Regions from separate parts of the Mus musculus genome. Here regions 2, 3 and 4 are each linked to region 1. The links are chromatin loops, found by intact Hi-C in ENCODE. Cell type or tissue: left cerebral cortex. All regions are shown on one strand. Each heading gives the region's core, and the rest is flanking DNA. Links, peaks and the distances in the headings are about the cores only. Region 1 holds the start of Otud1 (OTU domain containing 1). Region 2 holds the start of Gm33940 (a long non-coding RNA gene). Region 3 holds the start of Gm13344 (a long non-coding RNA gene). Region 4 overlaps 4921504E06Rik (RIKEN cDNA 4921504E06 gene).

Evidence for each region. Hi-C counts contacts between places; a loop is a spot of excess contacts. Peaks named below come from ENCODE experiments on the same cell type or tissue, not always from the same donor. Only the 100,000 strongest peaks of a DNase experiment are listed, where the experiment ranks them.
Region 2: a loop joins it to region 1, with 5 times the contacts of the local background. A loop is called at or near these places in 3 of 42 quality-filtered maps.
Region 3: it touches region 1 in a loop (2.2-fold over the local background); 3 of 42 quality-filtered maps call a loop at or near these places.
Region 4: it touches region 1 in a loop (5-fold over the local background); 23 of 42 quality-filtered maps call a loop at or near these places.

The regions. Positions count from the first base shown.
Region 1 is chr2:19,653,983-19,661,775 of GRCm38, forward strand. Otud1 (OTU domain containing 1) reads left to right here and starts at 3,749. Exons shown (of 1, transcript NM_027715.2): 1 at 3,749-7,297. The coding sequence starts at 4,080. The coding sequence ends at 5,444. It overlaps Gm3230 (predicted gene 3230), which reads right to left and starts at 3,915. Exons shown (of 1, transcript NR_033642.1): 1 at 1,824-3,915. In left cerebral cortex, for the core only: CTCF peaks have their summits at 3,805, 4,424 and 4,645; DNase peaks (open chromatin) are centred at 1,913, 2,168, 3,663, 4,390 and 2 more places; H3K4me3 peaks cover 3,139 bases; H3K27ac peaks cover 3,047 bases.
Region 2 is chr2:19,410,930-19,418,722 of GRCm38, forward strand. It overlaps Gm33940 (a long non-coding RNA gene), which reads left to right and starts at 3,232. Exons shown (of 3, transcript XR_374043.4): 1 at 3,232-4,792. In left cerebral cortex, for the core only: CTCF peaks have their summits at 3,723 and 4,296 (motif pointing right); DNase peaks (open chromatin) are centred at 3,708 and 4,309; H3K4me3 peaks cover 617 bases.
Region 3 is chr2:19,426,306-19,434,098 of GRCm38, forward strand. Gm33940 (a long non-coding RNA gene) reads left to right here. Exons shown (of 3, transcript XR_374043.4): 3 at 2,055-3,980. It overlaps Gm13344 (a long non-coding RNA gene), which reads right to left and starts at 6,113. Exons shown (of 3, transcript XR_003953767.1): 1 at 5,946-6,113; 2 at 5,432-5,585; 3 at 2,799-4,108. In left cerebral cortex, for the core only: a CTCF peak has its summit at 4,974 (motif pointing right); a DNase peak (open chromatin) is centred at 3,954; H3K4me3 peaks cover 201 bases.
Region 4 is chr2:19,524,773-19,532,565 of GRCm38, forward strand. The region is part of intron 4 of 4921504E06Rik (RIKEN cDNA 4921504E06 gene); the gene reads right to left. Among named protein-coding and RNA genes, the nearest start is that of 4921504E06Rik, 25 kb to the right of the region's middle. In left cerebral cortex, for the core only: a CTCF peak has its summit at 4,192 (motif pointing right); a DNase peak (open chromatin) is centred at 4,212.

The sequences.
Region 1 (7,793 bases), core at 1,105-6,104:
TATATAATAAAGTCAGTTATTTTATAAAAATAACTGATGAATAGGAAATAGATGGACGTTTGATGTTTTTTTGAAGTCTCATTTTAGCAGGGAAGGTCAGAAACACTGAGCTGGTAGCTCTCAGTGTATGTATTATAGGACAAAAGTGTTAGGCTTGTATTTTATGCATATCCCTCTGGTGGATAGTTTTTTGCTGCCTGGAAAGCATAAAAGACTTTTGGAGTCTTCTGTAACTGGCAGCATAGTTGGGACTCAATAAAAGCTTCTCAATATATACCTCATCCAATGTATATGCAGACACACTGAGTGTACTGGCTGGTTTTGTATGTCAATTTGACACAGGCTGGAGTTATCACAGAGAAAGGAGCTTCAGTTGAGGAAATGCCTCCATGAGATCCAGCTGTGGGGCATTTTCTCAATTAGTGATCAAGGGGGGAGGGCCCCTATGGGTGGTACCATCTCTGGGCTGGTAGTCTTGGGTTCTATAAGAAAGCAAGCCAGTAAGTAACATCCCTCCATGGCTTCTGCATCAGCTTCTGCTTCCTGACCTGCTTGAGTTCCAGTCCTGACTTCCTTTGGTGATGAACAGCAGTGTGAAAGTGTAAGCCGAATAAACCCTTTCCTCTCCAGCTTGCTTCTTGGTCATGATGTGTGTGTAGGAATAGAAACCCTGACTAAGACACTAGGTTTCTTCTTGTTACCATTTGGCTGATAATTGCTAATATCTTGTTTTCTAGTATACTAAACATCCACTAGTCTGGAATCCTGTGTTTTTGAAACTTGTGCCTCTTTTCTGCACACCACCATGATATTCTAGACAGATAAATTTCTAGAATGGAATCATTGGTCCTTCTGTTCCCATGGAGACCTGCCTAATGCTATATGGATAATATTGATCCTCACAGTGAATATATAGTTTTGCACAGTTTGCTCATGCAAGCTAAAAGGGAAAGCAATGCCCTTATGTCAAAGCTTAGATATTTCCGTCTTTGTGCCTATTTGTAACTTGGTCCAGTGGATGCATCACCACCACCTGCCTTCTGTGTCACTTTGCTTTGCGTTCTTGTGTTTATCTTCCCCTGTTGCCATGGACTACATGACAATTTGGATTTCTACATTCTCCTTCTCTCCCTCAGGCCCTTGTTCTGCTGGCTAGCCCTGTTAGCCACACATTTACCAAGTAACTTTTATTTGAAGATGATCTTATTGTCAGTATTAGTTTCTTGTTTCACAACTTCAGTTCCTGAAAGGCTGAAGGCAGAGTTTAGAGCAACATGCCTAAAGGCAGAATGATGGGTCTGCAATAAGTCAGGGGGCGAGATCCAGCCTTCCTTATGGAGGCAATCATTCAGTTTCTCCTCGATGAAGCCACCTAGCAGGCCGGAACATTTGAGCATTTGACAGTCCCTAGGATCCAGTGAGTCCTCCAAAGCCCTGGGTAACGCCAAGAGACCTAGATAGCAATTCTGACTTCACTGCCATCTGAGAGAGTTTGAGAATTCACTTGCCATCTAGTCCTTCATTCAGTAAGTTTCCTCAGTTCCACTGCATGGCTAGTACTGTGCTAGACAATAACAGGAAAGCAAAACAAGATGGCGTTTCACTCAAGCATTAGGAATCCAGAACTTCAGAGCACACCTTCCCAACACCTACAAAGGGAAGTACCTCTTTCTGACTTAAATTACCAGGCAAAAGGTAGATATTTTGTTAAAGAACATTAAGACAAAGCTACTTTCTCCTGGTCAAAAGAATAGAATCCGAGCATTCTGTGCTCAGCCCAGGATGGAGGTACTATAGATTTAAGCTATGTAATGGAGAACGAGGAGGATAATAATTCATTTAATAAGATAATATACATTCCCTTCCCAGAAGACCTTGCCCACCTTGTGGCCACTGGCCTTCTCTGGAAAACAGCCCTGTGGTCTGGCCTGCCTTCTCTTCTGAGCTCTCATTCAGAAAAGGGTCATTTCCTCTTTTGCATTGTTTGCTTGAAGATACCAGGCATGCTTTTATGGACATTCTGTGCCGTTTTACTTTTCTCTAAAGCTACTATTACTAGAATTATGGGTTACAAACTGTGTTCCAACTCAAGTTCGGCCATCCTTCTTCAGTAAGGCAGCTAAAAGTGCCAAATTAATGAAGGAAAAGAAAGCCACAAGAAAAAGAAAAGGAGATTTATTCAATGTGGCCACATCGGAAAGTGGGACACAGAGATCTTACTAATCCACAAATTCTGCCTTGGAGTTGGGTTTCCTGAGGATGAGGTTCAAATACAAAACAAAAGCTCTGCCTAACTAAACACTGGCAAATGTGGTCCCCAATCCATTCCTTTCTCAGCTCCAAATCTCTCCTGAAAGGTCATTTCCAGAAGATAAGTTTCTTCTCTGGATGTCCCCAGGGATTCAGCCGGTTTTTTTTTTTTTTTCCCTCCCAGCAGGAGATAGATCCCTAGGAGGAATTCTAATGTGTGTGCAGGCATATGTGCCTATCAGTGTACGGAGGCGGGGTGGGGGTGGGGGGAGAGGTGTCCATTTTTTTTTTTCCCAATGGGGTAAATAACAGGGTTAGTATATCTGTTTAGTATACACCCATTCCAGTCTTGATAGGCGGGTTACACCAACCCTTCCCTGAGCAACCGCTGGCCAAACTCCATTGCTGAACCTGCTGGCCTGCCTTTTCCAGTCCTAACTTAAAAGGGCATGGCTTTTTTTTCTTTTTTTCTTTTTTTCTTTTTTTTCCCCCCCTTCCCTTCTCTGGCCACCTGCCAAGATTAGCAGATTGCCTACCCTCTCAAACTCTAGTAAAATTGCCCCCCCCCCGAGCTTCCTTTTGAACATTTTAAATTTATTTGATTAAGGAGACTAAGAACCCCCAACGAGAGACCCTAGTAACAAGCATAAATTATGTTCCAAGCAGAATGGTGGCGCGCAGGTAGTACAACCTGCAGGCTGTTTTTCCATACCAAGAAGTAGTCTCCAATTCAATCTGTATATCTGGAAACTAAATTTAAAATTGGATTGAAACTCAGAATAAGGCAAAAGCTACTGTTACTGCAAGTAGGTACCAATTTGATAACACTCTGGCTTTCCGTTGCAGAGGAAGCACAGTTCAGTCTGTTATTTCATTTTGCTGTGCTGTTCCAGAAAACAGGTTGTGTGCCTCTTGCCTCAAAGTTTAACAGTCGCGATCTACTTTCAAAAGGCTTTAAGGCGGCATGTTATTTGGTATTCCAAGGAAGGCTGTTGAAAAGCCTTCCTTTCGCCCTTGCATTTCCTAGGTGACTTAAGTTAGCAGTGCAGGAACGTCTATTTTTGCTTAGCGGGGCAGCAAGACCGTGTAGACCAGACCCAAACACGTTAACTGGAGGAAACGACTCAAGAAGTTGAATGCCATTGGCCCTGAAGGTAGAGCTCAGTCCCTAGTCCGGAAGTGTTTTAGAAAAACGTTATTCCAACCTATTTGTTTGCCCCAGCAACGCTGGTCCCGCCACAGCGTCACACAGCAGGACAGCCGCATAGCCCACAGATCTGCTTCCCAGGTACCAGGCAGCCAGCAACCGTAGTCAGGTTGGGAGCGCACTCAATGCGCATGTCCGTAGTCCAGCCCCCGCCTCGCCCTCCCCGGCCACGCCCATGAGGTCTCCGCTGGAGGGCGGGGCCGCCCCGCTTGAATGGGGCGCGCATTCCTGTGGGACCACGTGACGCGGCCGCGCGGCCTGAGGTAAACAAGCGCGGCCCCGCCTCCTACCATCCGCGCGCTGCACTCCTGCTTGCGGGCGGGCGGCGCTCGTCTGAGCGGGCAGCTCCTCCAACCGTCCCCAGCGGCCGGCGCGGGGCACAGCTGCGCCAGCGTCCTACGCCCGAGTCCCCGGCCGAGCGCGCGCCCTCCGGTGCCCTCGGACCGCCCGCGCGCTGTGGCGCAGCACGAATTGGGTCGCGGCCCGGGCGCTATTCGCGGCTCCTGACGCGGCGGCCCGCGGCGCTGAGCTCAGCGCTATTCTCGGGCTCCGGGGCACTGCGCCCGAGGGTGTGTCTCCAAGCCGGGCTCGCAGCTATAAGGGGCCGCGGGCGGCCGCGGCCATGCAGCTCTACAGCAGCGTGTGCACCCATTACCCTGCGGGCACGCCGGGGCCCACGGCCGCCGCCCCGCCTGCCACCGCCGCCGCCGCCTTCAAGGTCTCCTTGCAGTCAGCCAGCCCCGCCGCCGCGGCCCCGGAGCCGGATACCGGAGAGCGCCCACCCGCCGCGGCCACCGAACCACGCGAAGCCGCCGCCGCCGCTGCCATGCCCGCCTTCTCTGCCTGCTTCGAGCGGTCCGGGTCCGCCGCCGCCCCGCCGGGCGCGTGCAGCAAGCCGCCGCTGCCGCCGCACTTCACGTCCACGGCGCACATCGCCGTGCGGGCCCTGGGCGCCGAGCGCCTCCTGCTGCCGCCACCCTCAGCCCCCTCGCCGCCGCGTCGCGGTTCCTCTGCCTGGCTGCTGGAAGAGCTGCTCCGGCCCGACGAGCCCGCGGCCCCGAACGCCGTCCGCGACGCTCCGGACAGGAACTTCCGACTGAGCGAGCACCGCCAGGCCCTGGCAGCCTCCCAGCACCGGGCCCCTGCACCGGCCCCCGTCGGCCCGGAGCCCGGCGCCGGCCCGGGCTCCGGCCCGTGGGGTGAAGAGCGCCGGGCGGAGCGCAGTTCCCGGGGTTGGGACCGGGCGAGCGGTCGCAGCGACGCCTCCGGGTCTGACGCGCTCCGACGGCAAGATCCCGAAGCCGAGGCTCACCCGGTTCCGGCACCCGCTCGGAGCAGCGGCGAGCCGGCCCAGAACGGCGAAGGCGAAGCCGTAGGCACGTCCCGGGCGGATCCCAGGGACGAGAAGCTAGCCCTGTACCTGGCCGAGGTGGAGAGGCAGGACAAGTACCTGAGGCAGAGAAACAAGTACCGATTCCACATCATCCCCGACGGCAACTGCCTCTACCGAGCTGTCAGCAAGACTGTGTACGGGGACCAGAGCCTGCACCGGGAGCTGAGGGAGCAGACCGTGCACTACATCGCGGACCACCTGGACCACTTCAGCCCACTCATTGAGGGCGACGTGGGGGAGTTTATTATCGCTGCTGCCCAAGATGGGGCGTGGGCCGGATATCCCGAATTGCTGGCCATGGGGCAGATGCTGAATGTGAATATACACTTAACTACTGGAGGGAGGCTGGAGAGCCCCACCGTGTCTACCATGATCCACTATCTGGGCCCAGAGGATTCTCTACGGCCCAGTATTTGGCTCAGTTGGCTCAGCAATGGACACTATGATGCTGTTTTTGACCACTCCTATCCTAACCCAGAGTATGACAATTGGTGCAAGCAAACCCAGATACAGAAAAAACGCGATGAAGAACTTGCCAAGTCCATGGCCATATCCCTGTCCAAAATGTATATTGAACAAAATGCATGCTCTTGAAAAGTCTGAGGACCTGACAAGTTGGGGGAAATGGCGCGTGTCAGTTGTGTTGGGAGAACCACACGAACTCTAATTAGGGTAATGGCACTTTTCACTTTCCTAGTAGACTGACTTTAGGTGTAATGCCTTAATCAGTTTTTGAATGTCCTCTCAGAGCCGCAGGTTGCTGGGCACCTGAATGATGTTTCCTGATAGCTTTGGGTGAGCCTACTGCTATTTAAAATTTGCTGTATAAAGTGAGTGCTACTTAATTTGCAAGCTGATGTCTCACGGTATGAATTTGTTCATTCCTGGTAGTCTATTTTCTATAAAAATGTATTTTTGCACATTTTTAAAAATGGGTGTACTTTCATCTATTGCCTTGTTCCAATTTCGAGAAATGGCTTTTAAGCAGAATCCAGAGAAGTGCTTTCTATGAAGTTTATTTCAGTTTGTGATTTAGTAACTAGTTTATTGTTGGAATATTTCACAATTCTTAATTATTTCAAATGGATATTGACACATTATGTTACCAGATGATTAGCCCATTCCATTTTGATGAAAAAAACCTATTGGGGAGGGGGGGAGAGAAGATGTTATTTTTTTAAGAAATGGTTCATTTTGAAGAAGTTAAGGAAGGGATAGCTTTGGGACGATTTTTTTTTTTTTAATGACAGTACCAGGCCTTACTTGAAGTCTGCTATTTGCTGACGGCAGAATGATAATTCTGTACTCTTATGTTTATAGAGTAGATTGGTGTTCTCGATTGTGTTCGTTTTATTCATCAACTTAGGAAAGGCTTTTATGAACTTTTGTGAGAAGGTCAGCCTCCTGCATTATACAGCTTCTTGATTTCAACACTGTTTTTAGCAGGAAGCTTTTGTCTTAATATTCTGTCGTTTTAAAGTTCTTCCAAAAGGCAAAATAGAATTCACTTTGTATTATGTAAAAATGTAAGCCACTTGTATGGTTTGCTGGGTCAAACAGTGTTTCCACCCCACCCCCCATCAAAAAAAAATCCATGTTGCCACTTTAACTACTTTTAGTGTATTTATTAGGTAATGCAGTTTGTACTTTTTTATTTTGTAACATTTTGTGATTTTTTTTGTACAATAATTATTTGTACAATGTAGCAGTTCTCAGCTGATGGAATGAATGAATAAAATGTATACTTTTACATCTTTCTGGGTAGAGTGGTTTTTAAGTAGCCAAATCTCTTAAGAACTTTTTTTAAATGTACACATTTTTTTCAAGTGTAAATATGTCCCAGAATCCTGAGAGGTTTGTCAAATTCTCACATGAATGGGAAGTCTAGTCATATTAAAGGGTAAGTCTCAATGAAATATAATTGAAAGGTGAAATGGCTAAAGAAATTGCTCTTATTATTTCTAATTATAATTCTATCAAATTTTATCTGTGCCTATTGACTAATGAACAAGGGAGTGTAATTTGACAGCCCAAGTCTAATTAAATGTTATACTTTGTGACCCATTCTTTTGGGGTAGACTTTTCTGTATTAAAGAGTTGCCAAAGTGGTGTCCAGAATTTACCTAATCTGGTTGTCATGGCAATGAGAATCTACTTTAAAATGTGCTAACCAGATTTAGTTCTAAAATGCATTTTATGTTATATATGTGCCCCCTTCAGAAATCACAATTCCCACTAGGTGGGGCATTTGGAAAGAGATTAAATCCTGAGGGCTCTGGCCTCTTAAATAAGCCCCATGAAAGGGCTGGAAGATTTAGCTTTAGGCCTTTTTTGGACCTATGCAGTTCATGGATGCCTGGAATCTGTAAGTAACTGACCTTTATCAAACATGGCAGTTTCTTGGACTTCACAGCCTCTAAAAGGGAATAAATTTCTTTTATACTTAACCCAGTTTCAAGTGTTTTTTTTTCTAGCAACACAAAGAAGTGAATACTGGATTAAAAGACCACACCAATCTGTGTATATAATGTTGGGTGTGAGGTATCTTGCAGAATATAGCTAATTTGGGTTTATTCTCAGTAGATTGCTTAGATACCACAGTTGTAGACACTGGAATCTGTTAACTACATGCTTGGAAGGATTACATTGTTTATCAAGGAAAGAAAATATCAGAAATTTAAATGTTAATTGTGGATCTCTAGAGGTTTCGGTAAAGTTTTGTCCTCCCTGGTTACATAATGTGGTCAGGAACAAATGCTATTTGAATTATGCGACTAGCCACTGCTTTATTTATTTTGTGAACTTTGGAGATGGTGAGAACCTAGACCAGAAAGTGGAGTGGATAATGTTCCTCAGAGTATCCTTCAACCTTTTACTGACCTGAATAGGTTACTTGTGTTTTCAAATCAGAATTCCTGGCCATAGGTTTCCACTGGAAAGTGT
Region 2 (7,793 bases), core at 1,305-6,304, 240 kb before region 1:
GGAGAGGCCCTTGGTCCTGTGGAGGCTTGATACCACAATGTAGAGGAATGCCAGGACGGTGAGCAGGAGTTGGGGTGGGGGTGGGGGAGCACCCTCGTAGAAGCAGGAGGAGGGAGGATGGGATAGGGGGTTTGTGGAGCAGAAACTAGAAACGGGGATAGCATTTGAAGTGTAAATATAGAAAATAACCAATAAAAGGTAAGATAAAAATAAAATAAAAATTAAAAAGAAGAGTACTGCCTAGTTTTTCAGAGGACCCAGGCTCAATTTCCAGAACCTATATGACAACTAACAACCATCAATAATTCCAGTTCCAGAGGATCTGATGCCCTCTTGGGTACTGGATGTGCATGGGGCATAGACATGAACCAGGTAAGACATTTATACACATAAAATCAAAGTAAATAAAATCTCAAAAAAAAAAAAAAAAAGCAGCAATCTTATCTCACATGGAGAGAACACCTCAGGGGAGTTTTCATGAATTGAGACCAACAAAATAGAAGTAACAAAAAGGTTGCTTTAAGCCTAATTTTGGGATAATTTTTTTAAGTAGCACCCTATTACTAGACCATGTAACAACCCTAGAGCTGAATGCTCTAGGCTCCATCACTGCTATGCTGAAGAAATGTCTTGCAAATGTTGCTTTTATTTCCTCAGAATGATGGGATGAGAGGAGAGCCTCACCCAAGCTGTGCGAACACGCGGCTTGTGGAGCCCAGAGTGCTTCCTTCACTGCTCTAAGGATCCTCAGGCCTAGGCTGGAAGCTCTAGCCTCCACACAATCTAGTCTTCCAAGGTGACTGATTAAATCTCGCTTCTCCTGGCTTCTGACTTAATTGCTCTGCCTGGGATCATATTACACCTTTCTGCCCCCGTCTCTCTTTGATCTTAAGTAGCCTCTCTTTCCTGTCTGAGAGTTGGGAGTATCCTACCTCTGACTCATCCTGTCAAATCTTTCTCTGATTCATCACTTTGTCTCCCCTTCAATTAGATGCCATGTTCCTTTTTTTAAAAAAGATTTATTTATTTTTTTATTTATATGAGTACACTGTAGCTGTCTTCAGACACACAGTAGACGAGTGCATCAGATCCCATTACAGATGGTTGTGAGCCACCACATCGTTGCTAGGAATTGAACTCAGGGCCTCTGGCAAAATAGTCAGTGCTCTTAACCGCTGAACCATCTCTCCAACCCTAGATGTCACTTTCAAATATGGCTGCTTCATTCTACAAAGCACCCTTACTTTCATTGTTAGGGATTAAAGGTATATACTTAGGGTGTATCTATATCCCAGACAGATCATGCTGTATCCAGGACATGTCTGCATTCTGGCTAGATCTTGAAGGTCTTGGATATGATCTCTCACCTTAGAAGGTCTTGGATATGATCTCTCTTGGTCTCATACTTAGAAGGTCTTGGATATGATCTCTCACCTGAGCAGCCTTGTTGCTGGATTAAAATTCCTCTATCATAGCTCATAAAAAGCTATCTCTGTGTGAATCATAAGACACTTTCAGATAAGGTCAGAGCAATGCTCCTTTGATAACAAACCCCATAAGAAACAACCCCAAAGGGCCATGATGAAGACTCCCTGCCTGCTAGACTGGGATGGGTAGACTCAGAAAGAAACAGAGGAATGATGGCATACATGCTCCCACTGCCTGTTTATGATCCAATCAGGAGAGTGACTGACTAGATTGCTATGCGTGAGGATGTCACACACTGTCACAGACTAATGTCCACTGGAAAGAGGAGGCATCCACTGCCTACCCACCCTCCTTCCACTTCACTGGCGGGTGGGAGTCAGCCTAGCTCCTCACCTCAGTCATGCATATTTTTAAAACTATAATAGTCCTGCACCATGCAGGCACCGTGTTAAATAAAAGAGAAGGGAGAAAACAGGCAGAAGGAAAAAGAATAAGAAGAGACACAGATCAAGAGGGGGTGTGCTGGTTAATTTTTGTCAACTTGATACAAGCTAGGCAGAGGAACCGTAACTGAGAAAATGCCTCCATCAGATCGGCCTGCTGGCAAATCTGTTAGGCATTTGCTTGGTACCTTGAGTGCTGCCACCCCTGGGCTTGGTGATATTGGGTTGTGTAAGAAAGCAGACTGAGCAATCCAGGAAGAGTAAGACACCAAGCGGCACTCCTCCATGTCTCTGCTTCAGTCCCTGCCTCCAGGTTCCTGCCTTGGCTTGTCTCAGTGATGGACTGAGGTCTAGAAGATGGAACAAAACCTCCCCACTCCAAGTCGTTTTCACTCATTGTGGTGGTTTAAGTGAGGACTCACATGTTTGAATGCTTGTTCTCCAGTTAGTGTAACTGATTGGGAAGGGTTAGGAGGTGTGGCCTTGTTGGTTGGAGATGTGTTGCTGGGTATGGACTTGGAGGTTTCAGAAGCTTGTGCCAGGCCCAGACTGACTCTTTGATTGCAGCCTGCCTGGATCCGATGTGAGCCCTGAGCTGCTATCCCAGCACTATGCCTGCAGGTTGAAATACTCCCCGCCATGATGTTCGTGGACTCACCCTGTAAGCATGGAACCCTGTCAAATGCTTTCTTCTGTAAGTTGTCATAGTCATATGTCTCTTCACAGCAGCAAAACAGTGACTAAGACACACATGATATTTATCACAGCAATAGAAAGCTAAGTCGGACAGGAGGGGACCTGGGCAACAGAGAAGAGAAACAAGTAACTGTCATGGCCCCTGGTAAGTCCTGGCTCCAGGTTTGCACACTGCTTCTGTGCAAGTCACACAGCTTGCCTTTTTATCTGGCTGCCTGCCTTCTCTACTGCATGGGAAAGAACTCCTTGTCGACAAGTCTTCACAATCCAGTTGAAGGTGCATGGTACATAAGGATTTCAGCAAAACGGTGATTTTTTTTTTTAATGCACTATGAGCAAAGGTTTCCTTTAAACAACATAGGTAAGGAATATAGAAACGAGGTCTGTGGAGCGTGGACCTGATTTTCCCATAAGTCTTTATTTTCTTTTCAAGACTTTTTAAAAGAACAGGGTGTTGAATTAAGCCAAAGAGAAAACCCCTCACATAGGTGAGTTTCTGAGGCCACTCTTTTTTTTTCCATTTTTTATTAGGTATTTAACTCATTTACATTTCCAATGCTATACCAAAAGTCCCCCATACCCACCCACCCCACTGAGGCCACTCTTGAGGTGGTGGAGCACATGCGCATCTCCCAACTGCCTGCAATCAGGTTGGAATGGGCCTCATGCAGGTGATGTATTGAGAGCATGCAAGAAACCATCTGAAAAGCTGGGTACAGTGGTACAGGACCTTACACCATCGCTGTGTAGTCCCAGTTCTCAGGAGGCGGGTTTGAGGTCAGCAGCCTGGTCTAAGAAAGAAGGGGTGGAGGGTGGAGAAGAAGAGAAGAGAGAAAGAGAAGAGCGGGAAGGAGGGAGTAGCTTCTCTGTGAAGCGCCAACCCCACCCCAGCCTCCCACCTCCACAACCAGAAGCAGAAGTCTGAGGCAGCAAGATGCATTCCCAGACTAATGTCACTTCTCCTGCGATGTGTGACTGCCATCACAACGAGGAATGAACTCAGGGAACCATATAGTTTCATCTTATTAATGGTGCAGAATTGTAAAGAGCAAAGAGGGTGTTGAAGCACAGTGGCTAGGAAAGAGTCAGCTGACACAGGTGAAGGGAAAGACTCCCGCGTAGGAAATCCTGCAGTGCCGGCTCTGACCTCCAGGCGGCGGGCTCCTTGGATCCACATGCGAAGGGAGAAGGGGTTAAAATGTTCGTCATCCTAATTGTTGCTATTAACAAACTGTTGTGAATTTGTAACTAATATCTTGTCGAGGGTGGAAGAGTTCCCAACAGTAAAATGTGGAAAAACATCCTCTGTGTAGACATGCATTCTGTTTGGGGCTTCTAAACAAAGAGAAGGCTCACCGGAGGGACAGTATCTAAACCGATAGAGGGCGTATTTCACCGTCACAACTCTTCAGTGTGGGATTGGGGTTACTGAGAATTTTACTAAGTGCGGGTTTTTATAGAATGCTAAGGCATGGGGATGGTAGGGTAGAAAGAGCTAGTTTTCAAAGCTAGCAGGGTTATTGCCAAAATGTCACATCCTTTTTAGCAGAGAGCTTAGTCATTTTGTCACTTAAATTCGGTCTAACGAGTTTAGCTAAAGTCCTTAGCCAAGTCCTCCATCCTTGTCATACAGCCGAGGGTTCGGGGTAATTTAAGAGTACTTCTCTATTTACCAAACAAGGCAGACCTTTCCTTGTCACCGAGTTTAATGCCAGGCAAGTAATTCTGTACTATTCCACTAGAGGGAGCCAAAAGACTGCTTTAGAATGTTTCACTGGCTTTCCTTCCTAAGACTATTAATGATATCCTGCTATGTTTGCAGACAGGAGCCTAGTATAACTGTCTCCTGAGAGGCTTCATCCAGCAGCTGATGGAAAGATCCAGAGAGCCACAGCCAAACACTAGACCGAGCTTGGGGAATCTTGTGGAAGAGTTGGGGATGGGACTGAGGAAGCCAGAGAGGACACCACAAGAAGACCTACAGAGTCAACTAACTTGAGCCCATTGGGGCTCACAGAAACTGAACCTCCAACCAAAGAGCATGAAGGAGCTGGACCTAGGCCCCATACACTTTTGTAACGGATATGCAGCTTGGTTTTCATGTGGGCCCCTAACAGTTGGAGCTGGCTGCCTTTGGATTCCTTTTCCCTAACTGGATGGCCTTGTTGGATTTCAGTGGAAGAGGTTTCTGCTTGGTTCAGCTTTGACTTGATCCGTCCGGGTTGGTAGGTACCCATGGGGGACATCCCCATCTCTGAGGAGAAGGAGGGAAATGGGGGAGGGGCTTGTGAACATAGGACTGGGAGGAGAGGAGGGAGGGTTTGAAATCGGGATGGGGAGAGAGAGACAGAGAGACAGAGACACAGACAGAGATACAGAGAAAGAAGGGAGGGATGGAGGGAGGGAAGGAGGGATGGGAAGGGAAAGGAAGGGAGAGAGAGAGAGAAAAGAAATCATCCACCGAGCTGCCCTTCTCCTTGCCCCATCACCCCCTCCCACCTCAGACATTTGAAAACTCAGAAAGAACAGCACTGGCTACGTGAATTCTGTGTTTTCTTACTTTGACCGCAGACCTTAGCAAACAGTACTGCAGTGGTTAAGTACTTAAGCATGGGTACTGTCTCCTTGGTGGGAAATGATGAAAGAGCTCTCGCCTTAGGAAAGAAGTGAAATTGTACAGAAGTCTCGAGGACCAAATCCAGTGAAGACATCATCTGAGGGTCACTCCTCAAGGTTTTCCACAAACAGCATCCTAAATGCCAATTTAACTTAGGGGCCGCTTGACAGTGAGTTTCTCTTCGTGGCCAGGACCTGCTCTGCCTGCAAAGCTGCCCCAATACACCTTCCCCGTTCCCAAATTACCTCAAGTATACAAGGCTGGCTGGCTGGTTGTCCTATGTGCCTGGCTCTTGCTGGGACTGGGCATTCTACATCCAGGATCCGTTGGGAAAGTGGAGTGTAAATGCAGCTAAGTTCCTCAAATATCCCCCTTGCTCTTGATTTCCACCCTTGTCTTTCTATCCACTGGCTGGGGCAGCAGACCTTTCTCGAAGATCACACACACAAGCTACTGTAGTTCCAGCCTCACTACATGACTTCTCTTAACTCTGCCTTCTTCTAAGAATTCTCCATGTCTGAGGAAAGAATTTTGTCTTTAAAGAAAGTGCACTCAAAGACTAAGTGATCCATTTAGTGAGACTGATGAGCCACTTCACAGAGGAGCACGGTAAGTACAGAAAGAATGTTCACTGGTTTGAATCATCAGAGAAAACTGAATAAAGACCACACTGGGACTCTATCACACCCCGGGCAGACGGGCTCTCCCTGGACAAACAACAACCAAGTCTGGTGAGAATGTGGGGAAATGAGACCAGAGTGTGGGGATCAAGCTGGTGTGGTCATCCCCAAAATTGGTAAGAACTGCCATGTGCCCCAGCTAGACCATGAGCCCCAACTAGACTATGTGCCCCAGCTAGACCATGTGCCCCAGCTAGACCGTGAGCCCCAGCTAGACCATGAGCCCCAGCTAGACCATGAGCCCTGGCTAGACCATGAGCCCCAGCTAGACCATGAGCCCCAGCTAGACCATGTGCCCCAGCTAGACCATGAGCCCCCAGCTAGACCATGTGCCCTGGCTAGACCATGAGCCCCAGCTAGACCATGCTGGCAGGACCCTGAGTCATCTAAGTCAGCACTCCATATCTTCTTATTTTATTTTATTTTATTTTATTTTATTTTATTTTATTTTATTTTACTTTTTACATTCCCATCGTTGCTCCCCTCCCTGTCTCTCCTTCCACAGTTCCTCATCCCATTCCTCCTTCCCCTTGCCTGCTAGAGGGTGTTCCAAACCACCAGACCTTCCCTGGGCCTCAAGTCTCTTGAGGACTAAGCGCATCTTCTCCCACTGAGGCCAGACCAGACAGCCCTCTGCTGTGTTTGTGCCAGAGGCCTTAAACCAGCCCATGAATGCTCCTGGTTGGTGGCTCCATCTCCAGGAGCTCCCAGGAGTCCGGATTAGTTGAGACTGCTGGTCTTCCTATGGGGTCTCTCTCTCCTTCAGCTTTTTCAATCCTTTCCTAATTCAACCATATGGGTTCCCAACTTTAGTTCAATGGTTGGGTGTAAGTATTTGCATCTGTCTCTGTCAGCTGCCAGTGGGGTCTCTCAGGGGACAGTCATGCCAGGCTCCTGTCTGTAAGCACATCATAGCGTAAGTAATAGTGTCAGGCCTGGTGCCTGCCCCATGAGATGGACCCCAAGTTGGGCCAATCATTGGACTGCCTTTCCTCCCGTCTCTTCTCCATTTTTGTTTCTATAGTTCTTTTAGGCAGGAACACTTCTAGGCCAGAAATTTTGACTGTGGGTTAGTAACCCTCTCCCTCCACTTGATGTTCTATCATCTACTGAAGGTGGACTCTTTGAGTTCCCTCTCTCCAATGCTGGGCATTTTGTCCAAGGTCACTCCCATTGAGTTCTTAGAGTGTCTCACCTCCTGGGTCTCTGGTACTTTCTAGAGAGTCTCCACATCTTCCACCGCCCCCAATGCTGCTTATTTCCATTCATTCTCCTGGCCTTCTGGGCTTCTCTCCTGCCCTTCCCCCCATACCTGATCCTGTTCCCCTTTTCCCACCCTTCTCCCTTCTCCCACCCAGATCCCTCCTTCCCTCTGCCTCCTGTGATTGTTTTCTTCTCCCTTCTAAGTGGGATTGAAGCATCCTTACTTGGGCTTTTCTGCTGTTATACTTCTTATGGTCTGTAGATTATATTCTAGGTATTCTGTACTTTTTGGCTAATATCCACTTATCAGTGAGTACATACCATGCATGTCCTTTGGGTCTGAGTTACCTCACTCAGGATGGTATTTTCTAGTTCTGTCCATTTGCCTGCAAAAGTCATGATGCCTCATTTTAAATAGCTGAATAGTATTCCATTGTGTAAATGAACCACATTTTCTGTATCCATTCTTCAGTTGAGGGACATCTGGGTTGTTTACAGCTTCTGGCTATCACAAATAAGGCTGCTATGAACATGGTAGAGCATGTGTACTTTTGGTTTGATGGAGAGTCTTTTGGATATATGCCTAAGAGTGGTATAGCTGGGTCTTCAGGTAGAACTATTTCCAATTTTCTGAGGAAGCACCAGATTGATTTCCAGAGTGGTTGTACTAGCTTGCAATCCCACCAGCAATGGAGGAGTGTTCCTCTTTCTCCACATCCTCTCCAG
Region 3 (7,793 bases), core at 898-5,897, 230 kb before region 1:
TTTTACACTGTGCACCAAGCATGCAGGTGGTGGTCTGGGTGTGGCATTGTGCCAGTGTTAAGATGTTTGTATTTGGAGGAGAGGGGAGTTCAGATTTTTAGGTCAGACATGCTCAAACTCTTCTCCACATAGCTCCTTCACCACCCATGTGGCAACCTAAGGGTCAGGACTGAGATATACTGAAAGCTGCGTGTGTGACCCGCTGTCATTACATCTAGACTTTCGGTGTCTGTCAGTTCTGTGAACGTTGGGTGTTTTCATCCTATTGGGAGAGTCACTTCCAGTTCAGTTTAGGTTCTGACCTAGGAAGTGACAACAAGGTTCTCTGTGAGCTTTAGCAATCCTAGACTTCAGCACAGAGGTCTCCCTTGGTCTGTCTCATCGAAGGAAGTGACTAAACACAATTAGTCCTAGATGTTTTCTTAGGGACCATGTGCTTCTACTCCAAAGACACCCCATGGTTGCTGCTCAGGGGAGCGATAAATGGTGAGGACTGCTGTGGAAACACACTGCCATCATAACTGCTGCTGTTACGATTATGCATATGTTGTGACCCAGAATTCACACTTCTAGGTCCACAATGAGAAAAATCTCTGCACATGTGCACACATCAGCCTAGGCAACAATACTCACACTTACCACATCTCTAACAGTCGGAACTAGAAACGTTTCCAAGACAATGCTAACAAAATGGCTATTATCTCACACTTGCAGTGCCGAATGGAAGAAAGCAGAATGCAGAGGGGTGCTTTGTGCTACCATCTACATAAAGGCCGAAAAGGAGATGAAACCTTAGAATTTACCGATTCAGATTTGAGTGGTGTTCTGAAGAAAAGGCAGGAGATAGTTACCATGAATGTTTGATAGTCATAACGTCTAGGGTGACAAACTGACGGGCTATGAAGGCTCCCAGGTGCAGACAGTATTCTGTTTCTTGGCCTTGGTGGCACTTATTTTAAGACTTTTGAATTAGATATTTTTATAACTTTGGTCTTTTGTTGTATTTCAAAATGTTAAAGAGAAAGTCTCATACTTGCAGTAAAACCTATGCCCTTTAAACCAGATTTCCTTGTATTTTAAATTCATTTTATGAACTTCTATCTTTAGAATTACTCATGAGAGCAAGAGACCATTTGAAGCAATGAGGGAAATTACCTTCAAGCCTTTCTTTTAGAGAAAAGTGTTACTAATATTTTGGTAAATGTTTGGTAAATTCTTGACTAGTTTTTTATATCTTTAGTTCTCACTTTATATATGCACATTTACTTAAAAATCTGTATTTGTCTTTCACTTTTAAGCACTTTTCAGAGTCATTGAAAGCCCTCAGCATAATTATTCTAGTTATTAGGTATGTTCTTTATGCCTCACTGATGTGTCATTAAAGGGTGTACCAGCTCAGATTAGCATCTCTCTCTTAATAAGTACATCATGGTAGAACCTTCCACAAGTCAGTCTTCCCTTGGAGAATACAGCACCTCTCTGAGGTTCTTTAAAGCAAGGATGCCCTTTGTCTAGGATCGCTGCCTGGGGCTTAACAGGCTTGTGTTTCAAGAGAATCACTATACAAGTGGACTAAACTATTACACAGAATCTCTCAGAGCAGCGTGGCATTAAGCTAATCACTTTGTCTCTATATTAATATAACAGCTACATAACTTAATTATTAAATAACAATTACATCACCATAGAGTCACCATAGTAACACAGGAATGCTGATGCTGGTTTAGAAGAGATAGGTGTACACACACCTGAGATCACGTGGTAAGTATTCAATATAGGCCTGCTCTATGACAACCATGCTCCACATGAAGAGATTGCCAAATGGCTTAGTGAATAAAATTGCTTGCTGAGATCAATGCTTGGGATCCCCATGGCAGAAAGAGAGAACCAATTTCTTCAAGTTGTCTTCTGACTTCTATATGTACACCATGCATAGCCCTCCTCTCTCTCTCTCTCTCTCTCTCTCTCTCTCTCTCTCTCTCTCTCTCATTTAAAAACAAACAAGTAAGTAAAACTCTAAGTTTTTCTTCCCTTTCCTTTTTCTCCCCCCACAGATGATATTATGAAAAGGGCTGGGAAAAGATAAGCAGGAATCAGGAATCAAGCAACAGCATAGAAATAATGATTTCCCAACACATCTCATGGGAAAAAATGGGATGAAATCAAAGATACATTCACCCCAAATCTTGTCCTCATAAGACCCTGTCATGAAGAAGAAGAAGAAGAAGAAGAAGAAGAAGAAGAAGAAGAAGAAGAAGAAGAAGAAGAAGAAGAAGAAGAAGAAGAAGAAGAAGAAGAAGCAGCACTGGGTATGTTGACTCACACTTGAAATCCCGACACACTGGAGGCTGGGGAATAATTTCCAGGAACATGAGGGCAGCCTGAGCTCCAAAGTGACTTCCAGAAGCCTGGGATACATTGTGAGACCTTGCCTCACAAGACAAACACACCGCTTTCCAAGCTTTCCCACCTGTCTCTTCTAAGACAGCATCATCTCAAGGCCCAAAGGCAATGAAGTCCCTGATTAGCACCAGAGAGTAGACTTGGTGAACAGTTCTTTGATAGATTTTGCTCTTCACCTACACTTCCAACAGTGTTATTTAAATCAGATAATCAAAGAAATCTAAAAATATATATATAATAATAATAAATTCAAGTATCATTAAGATACTGCAAGACTGTCCTTTAGAAGTTTTCCCAACACTGATTCCACACAAGGGGGAGGGGCTGTGGGAGGGGAGACATAGAAAGTAGAGTAAGCAGGAACCCTGGGCAGGAAAAACGAGAAGGCAAAATGCTTTTGCTTTATTTAGATAGACTTTAATGATTTGGATGGACTCCGTTCCAGGCGACTCTACCTTCAGCACCAAGGCCAGCGCACCTGGTCCAGGAGCCTTCCCTTTTCTTCACCCAGCACTCAGGCTCAGCACAATCTACGAAACGCGCTTTCCTAACTTATGAATCAGGCTTATTAATTTTCCGAAAGTGGCCATGGGAACCATCAGGATATTTCTTCTACGAAAAATGAAAATGATCAATTTGTTGGAGAGCTCCCTTGCATGTGTGCACAGAGACACCATCGGGCTGGGTTGGCTGAGTTCTTCTGGAGTTACTCCTCTGGGCCAGCCCCCTCTTTGCACAACGAGGTTAGGAGTAGCTCTTGTTTCTAGTCCTGCTTGGTGGTTTCGGTATAAGGGTGAGAAGAGGAGGAACCCAGGTGTTCTGGGCTCTGATGTTCTGGGATTTCTTTTTCTAAGGGCTTATTCTTCAGGTTAATGTATAATTCCTGATTCTAACAAAGGACTACTCTCTGCCACGAAGATTAATATTCCCGGAGAAGATAACGGAAGTCCCGTGAGGGGACAGCTCGAACATTAGTTTTCTCTTTGTGAATTAAGAAACTGGTCACAAAAGATTACTAATCACCCCTATAACACAGCAAATCACTGACCACCATAAGCTTAACGCCCAGATTTCCAGGGAATATCCACCCATGCCCAAATTGGTCCCTTTTCAGCAAACTACATAGATATACCACTGTCTCCGGGGGTCACAGTTATTCACCCCTTGTTCCAGTGCAGTTGTCTGAAAATAGAGTTAGAAAATTGAAAATGAGACGGATGTCGGGGAGGAGAGGATGCTGGTTGCTGTGGCGTCTTGGCTTCCATGTTTAGAAGCCAAACGGATTCCAAGATTGCTGGGTGATACACCCTAGCCAGCGGCACAGCTCCTGGCCTTCTGCAGGGGTCCGTGCAACCTCGGCGCTAGCAGCTGTCCCCTCTCAAGGATCGTCAGCCACAGAGTTCATGGCCAAACTTGGAAGAACAGGGGTGGTCCCGTGGTGGCACCTGTGCCAGAGACGCCCTGAGCGCACTGCACAGAAAGAGGACACTTCACTGTGGCCGGCTGCGACTGCCAGACCCAGGAAGTGTGGGGAATCAACGAACTCTGGGGCCCGGCTCCAGGTCCAGAGGACTGACAGTACCAGAGAGAAGGACGAGGGGGGGAGGGTCCCCAACGCTCTCCCAAAGTGCGTCCAGTCGTGCGTCCATCTGATGCGAATGTTCCTTCCATCTGGTTAGAATGACAGTAGCTTTCAAGTCACTCACTATGAGAAAATGACATTTTAGTTTTCAAAGAAAAAAAGAGAATCGCACTGTAATTGTGAGTTGTAACAAATGCAGACTTCTGGTGCCTTCCTCTGCCGCGTGTAAGACAGTAAAAAATGTGTCTGGTCTAAGCGGACCCCCCTCTCCAAGCCCATTGTGAGGCCAATCGCTAACAAAGGGGACGTGTGAATATTCAACACCGAGTCTTTCAGTTGTATTTTTCTGGAATTCTTGACTTGGCTTTTTTTTTTTTAATTTAATGGGAGAATACCTGTTTTAAGTTTTTAAAGAACATGGAAATCGCCCGCGAGCGACCATATAATTTGATTTGCCAGGCAATCTGCAGAGCGATCGCACATCATTTATAATGTTCATTGAGCATTTTGCCTAATTGTGTCTGTCTCTGAAAGGGCAGCGCACCCCCTCCCGACCACGAGCGGCACAAGTGGCGACATTCCCATGGAGCGGCCGCGCCGCAGCTTGCCGTATTCAGTACGGGCTGCCCGGACGTGTGCTTCTGGCCCCGGCGACCGGGCGCCTGACACTAATAGCTCGCGGCTCAGGTACGTGCGGGCGCCGCATTCAATTCACAACCGGCCGCGCTTGCAGGTGTCGCCTTTTGAAACAGCCTTTCAGGCAGCCACTGTTCACTTTCTGACCGCGCCACGGGTTTTGTGGCAGCGCAAGAATGGAGCTGATTATTCCCTTGCCCACATGCACCCCCCCCATGTCCCCACCCCCGGCTGACTTCGGCCTTCCCCGAGCCAAAAAGCCATTTAATTAGTTCTGGGACAGCAGAGAGCCCGTGTGGGCGACAAAGCCCGGCTCCCCAGGTAACCCTGGTTCCCCGCGGCCCCAGGAGGGGGCGCACGGTCCTAAAGCACTGTCCTGGGTCGTTCACTACGTTCCTGGTCGCCATGGTGCCTCTGCCCTCTGAACAACTCGCCCCCAGCCTTTGGTAACTTTAGCCTACCCTTGCTAAAAGGTCCCCAAAGCGTCCAGATCTCAGATTCAGTGCCGCCTTCCCACCTGCCTTTTAAACCAGGACAACCTAAAAGAGATGGGCGCTTGGTGTGCCCTCCTACACTTTTGACTCTTCAGGACCACATTTCCGAGAGGCACTGGGACACTTTTTCCTCTACTGCCTCTACGTATCAGCCAGCGCTTCGTGCACTAAGCCCGGGGCAGATGGGTTGCCAAAAGGACAACTCCCAGCCGTCGCTAGTCACTAGTCATGCTCACTTGGCAAATGTGGCTCGAAAGCCAGAGCTGCTCGAATCAACAATAGACCTGACCAGGCGACCTACGTGCGCCATGAGTACCTTGGATACTTGTGCACAGGATCCTGGCTGCCCAGAGCAGGGAATAGCGACCCACCCAGCCGTCCGGTCTTTGGCTATGTTTGGGTCCAGCACATCCAGGAACAAGGGGGACAGCGAAGGTGCGGCACTGTCCAGCCAGGTGTCCCCAATGTACCTTTGAGGAGGAGTAGGCGTTGGCCATCGAGCAAGGGTGAGGGTCTCGCCCCGCCCTGCCTGATTTCCCCGAGCGTCTGAACACCCCATTCGTTCCACTCACAGTACTCTGTGAACCGACGGCGGGAGGCCAGGAGGCCCAGCTCAGGGAGGGCCGGGTGGTCCCCACTCCCCACCCCCGCCCCGCCAGCCTCGCCCCAGCACATGTGTTATGATTCCCACGGACTGGCGTGCTCTGCGGCTGGAGGCCCGGGTGCCCGGGGCCCCGGAGACGTGCAGGACATAGAGGGGTTTGTACACACGGTGACCTCCGCGCTCTGACTCTGAAAGGGCCTGAAAGGAGCTCTTTATGGTACATTACCAGTCAAGGGCTCAGGTACCAGCGCCTTGTGTCGGGGAGCCCGGGCGGCCGCCTGTGCTGCAGGTGTCTGCTGTACAGTACGCCCGCCGAGGGGGAGGGAGGGCCGCCCGCCTCGCGTCCTACTTGCGATTTGGCTTCAGCATCTCTGAGGCCTGGGCTGCAAGCTGAGGCTCTCTGGGCCTAGGGAAGAAAGCACGGAGCGGTGCAGCAGCCAGAAGAAGGCAGTGGGAAAGGCTTCTGCCTAGCTGGGGTGAGAGCAGAGGGAGACCAAAGGCTAGAATCTCAGGCAGGAAGTTAGTACTATGCTTGGGAAAAGACACCTTTGAGCTGGCTTAGATCCCCTGCCTGGACTAGACTTGAACTCTTACTTATCTTTCTGTGTGAGCATGGTCCTCTCTGCCCTACGTGCAGACAGCTGCTCTTAAGTAGATGAGAAGCCCTTTCATTCTCTGCCCAAAAGAAACTAAAGGAAGTGCCTCAACCACAGGAAAGGTTGCAGTGACCCAAGGGTGGGTCGCACCTATGTCTCTCAATGACCTCAGAAGCCATGAACTCATTCCTTACATTTGACTTATTTAAAGCAAACTTCAAAATGCTTTCTTCTCTTAGCAAGGGGGTTACAGATGGTATTTATTTTGTAGCTCACGCGCCCCCGCCCCCCCGCAAGGTGATTCCATACTCAAGAAAAATAGTAGACAAAACAACTGCTATGGCAATACGATATTTTAATAAAAGAATGACGTGTTTAACCACGTTCAGGGCTAGTGTGGAAAAGGAAAAAGGAAGAAGCAGACATACTCTGGATGTCTGAAGAGAAATTCCAAAGATTCTTGAAGGTACCATACTGTGTCTAGTTTTATCTAGAGAAGTCCTTTTCCACGGCCATTCTTTACATGTGTCTAAAACTGTTTCTATTTTGACTGAATAGAACCACTTTCTTTAACACGCTGCAAGTGACCCCTAGAGAAGCTGGTTGTGTATGTAGAAGGGTTGTGGATGGAGTAGAAGCTCTGCAGGCTGAAAGCAAAGGGCTGCTTACCCTGCCTCAGCATTTCCAAACTCTTTGTCTCAGTTCCCTAAAGCAGCCCCAGCACAGACACTGTGGTCCACACTGTCTCATTGCCACTTTGGCTAATCCCTTTCACAGGGATGACTTCTGTGACCCAAAATTCAAGCACAATTCACTAGCTGTATCCTTCCTAAAAATACAGAAACAGGCCTGCTACTCATCTCCACTCAAGGGCAGAGTCCTCATTCTCTGCCTTGGTTCTCTCTCTCTTCTCAACTCTCCCTGCAAGAATATGGCTTCAGCCTGCCTGGGCACACAACTGACCTCAGAAATGGACCAGTTTCTCCTCTGCTTCAGTCTCCTGATTGGCCTCCATGGTGACACCATTTTGCCTCTGCCAGTTCTCCACATTGCAGCCCAGCTATGTTTCCCTAATGGCAAGCTTGATGGCACTGCTGTCCACTCTCATGTTCTCTTTCCCCTGACTATTTTTGTTGTTGTTGTTGTTCTTCTTCTTCTTCTTCTTCCACAACACTGAAGCTGGTACCCAGACCCTCACCCACAGTAGGTAAGCATTCTACCACTAAGTTATACCCTAGCTTTATTCCCCAACGACTTATATGTTATAAACATGTATTCCTTAGTGCTCCTGTGCTAATGAACTACAGACAACATGAGACATGAAAATTTTAAAAGAACTAGACAAAAGTATGGATGATAGATCTCACATTTTTCTTTTATTCCAACTGGGGTTTATCTGTTCTAGAAATGGCTGTCCACTATGATGCTGATTTTCATAACACAGCTCCTAAAGTTTTCTTTGCCATAGTCTGAGGTGT
Region 4 (7,793 bases), core at 1,266-6,265, 130 kb before region 1:
TTCTAAATTAAAATGCACAATAAAGCAATATAGTACCATGTTATCTGGTAAAATGCAAAGAGTGGCATGTTGTTCAAATTTTATCTGCCACACAAGTAATGGTGAAGAAGAGGAAGATGACTAAATAGGAGGTTTCCCACAGAATACAGGATTCCTCCAGGCATTCCTCCCACAGCCACAAGAATTTGGTAGCCATTTACCAACAAAAGGGCCTACCCAGCTAGAAGGTACATAACTCTTGTTGACCTCAGAAATGATGGTTTTGGGAGGGTAAGTCTGTACCGAGTGCTAGGCTCTACCATAACAGTTCTGATGACAGTCATAAATGGACTCTCTACACTGTGGACTTATCAATAAACATTTGGTCCCACCACAGATACCAGCTGCTAATGAATTCAAGAGGAGACATGCCCGCCTATAGTCTCTGGTATAGTCAGGTCCACAGGCCTATTATGGTAGCAGACTCTGAACTGGCCTTGAAACCCATCTAATGCAGATCTCAGCTGTGAGCAGTCTCACCTTCCCAGGAATTTAGCAGGAATCGCACTAGTCGATGCCCTTCAGTCAAGCCACTGTTCTCAGCCATATAGAAAACTCTGAGATTCCCTGGAACAACCCTGGCTGTCCTCTAGCAGTGACAATCCCCCAAGGGACCTGCAGGGAGGTTTGTGTCTCCATGCCTTCAGGGGAGGGTTTACTGATTCATGCCTCATTGTAGATGGTGTGTAGCACTGCCTTCTTACCCCAGCCCCAGTGTAACAGTAGCCATGTACATCCAGACACCCATTAGGAGACACTCACACAGGCCTCCTAAAGGGGCTTGTTCAATTTCCTATTCCAGGGAAGCCCTGAAACGCAGCTTCAGCCCCACAAAAGCCAGGATTCAGGGCAGCTCTGAATCCTCAGGAGTCTAGAAGGACACAGATTTGCCTGTAGTATTCAGTCAAAAATACTAAAAGTAACTATAGCTACAATAAGTAGTTAATGGATCAATGATAGTATAAAACATTAAACAGAGGAAAATATCAATGTGTACAGAGTTGTATGTCATTGAAATTAAGCTATATCCTTCTCTCCCTTCCTCCTTCCTTCCATTTCTTCCTCCTTCTCCTAGCTTTTGCTTTTTTCTTTCTTTTCTTGTGTGTGTATGTATTGTTGTTGTTGCTGCTGTTGCTGTTGTTGTTGATGGTGTTGTTGTTGCGACAGGGTTTTAAACTATAGCCCGGGCTGAATGGAAGTCACAAGGACTGACCACAAAGTCATAACAATTCTCCTGTTGCAGAATCCCAAATGCTGGGATTACAGGCATGTGTCACCATGGTTTGCCACGAATGGAGTTTTAATTTTTATATAGCTAGGCTCAGCATTTTTCAATTTTGCCTCCCTTTTATACATCAATTTCATGTTTAAATGATTTCTCCCCTTCTATTTCAGTTTTCATGGTTAAAAGCAATCTTAAGTATATATATTTTTATTTATTCTTCTCTCATATATTACATCCTGAATGCAGTTTTCTCTCTCTCCCTCCCTCCCTCCCTCCCTCCCTCCCTCCCTCCCTCCCTCCCTTCCTCCCTTCCACTCTACCTCTCTTCAAACCCCAACCATTCTTCCTCCATTTCTCTTCAGAAAAAAGCATCTCTCCCATGGATATCAATCAAACTTGGCATATCAAATTGCAGTAAGGTTAGGCACCACAAGGTGGTCTATTTAGACCACTACAGTACACAATGATAAAGAGAAACAAAACAAAGCATGCTATTACAAAGGATCCGAAAAAATTGTGGTAAGACAACAAGAAAGCAAGAAGGGAATAAAAGGAATACAAACCAGAATAATCAATAAAATGGCAATAGTAAGCTCTTGCCCTCCAGCAATTACTTTAAGGTGTAAATGAATTAAAATATTTCACCAAAGGTAAGTCAGTAACCGAATCACAGAGAAACAAGATCCAAGCTTGCTTTAAGGATACTCAGGAGTCAAAGGTTTAAAGGTAACACAAGATTTCCCCGCAATTTGTAGACCAAAGAGAATGAGGACAAATACACTAATTTCAGATAAAACAAACTTGGATTCAGTTGTTCTCACGAGAGAGAGAGGTCACTACATAATAATAAAAGAATCAATTTTTATAAAGAATGTAACAGTTGTAAACTTATAAACACTCAGCATTGAAAAATATAAAATAGATATTACCAATTTAAGACAGAAATAGCAATATGAAAAGTGTGTGGGGTTTTGGTAGCCCATTAATTTTTTTTTGTCAGTCCTTGGCATTGAACCTAGGACTTCACACATCCTAGGCAAGCATCCACTCCTGAACTACACCCTCGGCCAAATGTTCCACTTTCAATAACAGACAAAACATACAAGTTCAGTAAGAAAACTATAGACCCGAATGTGTCAGAAATAGAGAAGAGGCTCAATGTGGGAGGCTCCCAGGGAGGTGACGAATAACCTGAGGTGTGCAGAGGAGGGCAGACGACGGCAAACCGCTTGATAGTGTTAAAGAATGAAGTTTTGGCCAGGCGTGGTGGCACACACCTTTAATCCCAGCACTTGGGAGGCAGAGACAGGCAGATTGCTGAGTTCGAGGCCAGCCTGGTCTACAAAGTGAGTTCCAGGACAGCCAAGGATACACAGAGAAACCCTGTTCAAAAAACAAAAAACAAACAAACAAACAAACAAACAAACAAAAGAATGAAGTTTTGGAATGACAGAAGCAGGGAGGGGTACTGGGCTTCTATCTCGTGCCAGGGGCTCAGACAGTCCTACATGTATGAAACACTGCATAGACAATGGCAGACCTGGGATTAGTGACCCTATAGAATAAGAAGGCAAAAGAAACACAAAGCAAATCTATCAGAAAGCAGGGAGCTCAGCCCCACTGAGCCTCCTTGGGAAATGGAGGAATTCCCTTCCCCTTGACAAGACAAGGAAACACCTAGAAGTAGAGCTAATAGATTAAAGATGTAGGGAAATGTTCTAAAGTAAATTGTGCTGGCTTCACAGCAACCTCAACTTGTACACTTTCAATGGGTACATTTTATGCTATGCAAACTGCATTTCAATAGAGTTGCTAAGTGATTTCAATACAATATACCTATGCTTTCAATATACATGAATAGTAAGTTGAAAAATTTGACAGAAGAGATCACATCTTCTAAAGAAATAAACTATAACACTCAGGGAAAAAACTTGGCTGTATAAAGTATCTACAACTTCTATAAATAAAATAATAAAACCTTTTTGAAATATAGAAGACAGAACAGAATCAATAACTCAAGATTGAATTTTTATATGTAAACTATAATGGTTAAACCTCCACAATTCATGAATACATTTCTGAACCATGAAACTTCAATAAAAGTGAAAAACAGGAAGTTTGTTGATGATGGAATGACCACTCCCAAATTATTTTATTTTATTAGAAAGGATGAAAAAGCTATAAAAATCATAAAGAAGAAAAAAATAAAACAAACTTGCTAGATCACTTGCCTAGCTGTAAGGTCTTGGATTGCATCCCAGCACACACACACACACACACACACACACACACACACACACTCAAAGGCACATGCACACATACAGTATTAGTTTAAAAAGCACTATAATTCCAAAGGGTAAATAGACTGTTTCATTTGTTAGTTTGAGAAGACCTGTCTGGCCTAGAACTAGCTGTGTATACCTGTCTGGATTCAAATTCATAGAGATTGCAAACCTCTGCCTCTCAAGTCTGAGATCAAAGGCTGTGCTACCACACCAGACTAGTTTTTGTTGTTTAAATATAGTTTTCATATAGGGCCACAAAATATCTAGACTTGAAGGGAGTCTAAGTTATCAATGAAGGACATATCACAAGTCATGGCAAAAGGAAAATATCCAGTAAATGGCATTCTAATATGATGCTTATTAGTTTGAAAGCTGGCGATGGCATTCCCTTATCCCTCTGTTCTACAAGTTGTCTAAATACCTAAGTTCTTGTATTAAATTCCCATGTGAAAAACTGAGAGTGGTTTCATTTTTTTACCAGAACTACAGCAAAATAATACCTTCCTGAAAGAAAAATATAAGTATGATATGAATGTTTAAAGTTTTCTTTTTGCCAATAAAACAACATAATATCTCACACAAATTAAAAGTTAAGTTTAGAACCATGAGCTGGGAGAAGTAACGACACCCTTAACTGGTCTCTAGGGGGCAGCAAAGAGCTGGTTACTCTTGTAGGTGGTTAAAATGTCAAGGCTCACCTGTTTCCATATGACTAAGCCTGAGCAAAGTAGGTGGCCAGGAATAACAAGGCTTGTGAGGTCATGAGTCAAATCAAAGCTAACAAGCCCAAGAGAAGATTCAAATAATGACTTTATCTTAACCTAATATAAAGAAATGTTTTCATCTGATAAAGCACCTAACCACAACTAATGTGGTTTAGTTAAATATGGTGAACTAGCACATGTTTATGAAAAGTTGGTAACAGGCAGAATTTAGCTACTTCCTTTTTCCACTCCCAGAAATAGAAATTGTACTTATGAAAAGCAATGGTCATTATTCTGTCGTATTTTTGAACATTTGATGTATATTAGAAGAAGACATGAATGATAATTAATACCTGTTCTAATAAACCATAAATGTTTGAATTACTCTTACTATAAACAAAAATTCCAGAGAATTCTTGTGTGTGTGTGGGGGGGGTTGGGGGGGTGGGTGCACACTGGTATGTATTGCACATTGGTGTGTGTGTAAAATGGTGTGTATGTATGTGGGTGCACAGTAGTGTTTGTGGGAGGACGCACAGTTATGGGTGTGTGGGGAGGTGCACTGATGTGTGTGCTTAAGTGCTCGCTGGTGTAAGTGTGGGTTGCACATTGGTGTGTGTGGTGGTGCATACTGGTGTGTGTGAGTGAAAGTGCACACTGGTGTTTGTGAGGGGATGCACACTATTATGTGTGTGTGGGGGAGGTGTGTTGATGTGTGTTTTTAAGTGCATGCTAGTGTGTATGTGTGTGGGTGCACACTGGTGTGTGTGTGTGTGTGTGTGTGTGTGTGTGTGTGTGTGTGTGTGTATTGCACATTGGTATGTGTAGGTGGGTGCATATTGGTGTGGGGTAGGAGTGGTGCACACCAGTGTTTATGTCAGGGGTTGGGAGAGAGTGCACACAGGTCCCATGCAGATGCCAAAGAAGAGTATTCTGGGTTCTACTCTGTCACTCTCTGCTTTCTCAGTTTGAGAGAGTCTCTTATTGAACCTGGTGACCCAGGAGCCTCAGCAGTCTTCCTTTCTCTACTTTCAACTACAGAAGGGCTCACAGCTACTCTGAACTTCTTACAGAAGTGCTGGGATCTCCACTTAGGTTCTCAGACATGTACATTATCCCCATTACACTATCTTTCAGGTCCTGGAGGAGAATTCTATGGCATCGGGTTCCAGCTCCCTACCGACCATAGAGAAAAGACAAGGAGTCTTTGTAAGAGTGTCCTATTAAAGGTGGGACAACTCAGGGGCATGGGTGGCCTTTCACTGTAGAAAATACCCACCTTGAACTCTTTACCCACCCCACACTTCCAGTACCTGCATGGAAACTGGCTGTAAGAATAAAAATGGCAAGGAAAGAAAAATCAAAAACAAAAACAAATGCCTTCTGAGTCACTTTCTCCTGACGCTCACACACCTGTGTCGTCTAAAACACACTCCAGCCGAGGATTCCATTCATTCAGCACAGAACCAGAGTCTCACAGAAGCAAATGCAAACATTCTCTGAAGAAACCTCCCTCAATCCCAGGGTTCAAAGGACTCTCAGAAGAGCAGAAATTCATAGTTAAAAATTATAAAGTTCAAAAGCATGTACCATCTAGTTCTTGTGAGAGCCAATACTTGCCAGACCCTCAAACATGGAAGATTTGTAAAGTATGAAGGACAAACTATAAGTGTATGTAAATGTACTAATGCATAATAAAAAGGTGATCTGAGAGCTGGAGACAACTCTTTTAAGAGCTGAGCAAGCACGAGGACCTGAGGTCAGATCTGTAGCACCCATGTAAAAGCCTGGCCCAGTGTATGTATCTCTGACTCCACCATGTGGGCACAGACAGATTTCTAGGGCCTGCTGGTCAGCCAACAGAGCTGAAAAAAAATGTCAAATTTTAGTTTTCCCGAGTGATTAAGCAGAAGATGATGAAAGTAGAACTCTTCACATCCTTCTCTGGTTTTTGCATAGGCATAAATAAGTGCACACATAAAACAGACATGGATCTCTGATCATGTCCCATCTTCTTCACATGCTATTAGATGTGGGGAACAATTTTGCTCAACTATTTTTGCCTAACCAGCACTCCTCCTTCTGGGTTGGCCTCTCCTTAACATTATGTCTTGGGTTGGGTGTGGTTCTAGACTGGCTTGAGGAAGGGACTAATACAAATAAGTTAGATTTCTTTTGCTTGCCAACAAAAAAATATTCTAATATATGCTTGCATAACTGTCTGCCCAGACTCCCATTAGATTTCTTGCCCACCAAGTCTGAGCTATTTCTGTAACTATTTCAAATAAGACATTGGACAAAGGAGGACAGGTGCAACCTTCAGAGGGAGACATCATGAAAGGATTTGTTCACTAAGTCCCTTAATTTTATACCCAGCACAGGTATTACCTACTCAGGGATGTCTTCACAAAGTTAGCAGCAGAAATAGCTGTTCATTTGTGATAGTCCCATAAATCCTACTATATATGTTTATCTCTGCACACTTATATTTTGTGATTTATTTATGGTCTCCCTCTCTGCTTACGCCTACCTCATCTTCCTTCACAATGTCAGTATCTGGCGTATCATACCAGAGAGCATTCATTTGAAGATACTGTATGCCAAGATTTTATTTACTTAAAGATACATTTCCTGTGCAATTTCTTTCTTGCTTTGCTTTAGATGTATCAAAATAATTAAGATTATTTACACTATTTATTGTGTGAAAGTTATTTGATTTTTGACTCCCAGAATGGGAATTTCATGATTCAACATAACAAATATGAATAGTGGCTATGGAGGTTATGAAGGCATTTCATCTTGTACTTGGTCAGCAGGCAGAAGGCTGTGAGCCCAAATGCTAATATAGGATCATGATAGACAGAGAAACACAGCATCACTAAGACAGGAGGACTATGAGTATGTGCAACGACCTACTTTACACTTAGATTTTACCCACTATGGTCTGGGTACTATTCTAAATGCCTTGTAAAGTTCAATCTGTGTTACTCTTGGAGCATGTTGGTCTAGCTGGTACGGACCATCATTAGTCTCATTTTACAGCAGAGAGAACAGAAGCAAACTGTTTAAGTACTTTACCTAAAGTCACATAGCAATTAAGCGGTAAAGCCAGGATTTGAACCCAGGCAGTTTACTTCCATAGTACTTTCTCTAAAACATTCAGTTTGTTGACTCTTAACTAATCCATGTAAGTAGAAAACAATCAGAAAAGTAATCTATCTGACAAATACAATCAAGAAATTGCATGTTACTGTGAATATAAGGATCCAGGTCTATTTCTATTTATCAGTTAATGGCATAACACACTTTCTAACAGATAGTGACATAAAAGACTGCTACTTACAATGAGGATTGACATTCTGGCTTAGGGAATAATGTCATCAATGGCAGAGTGGTCTTTGTCTCTGTTCCATAGGGTTTTAACTCATGGTAGCTTGTGGGAAAACTCTGCTAATTAAAGTTGAAGTCTACCATGACCTGATAGCTCATCTGAGCTTGGCACAAAATGAAGGACTCCCTTTACTAGCAGGGCTTTGGGCA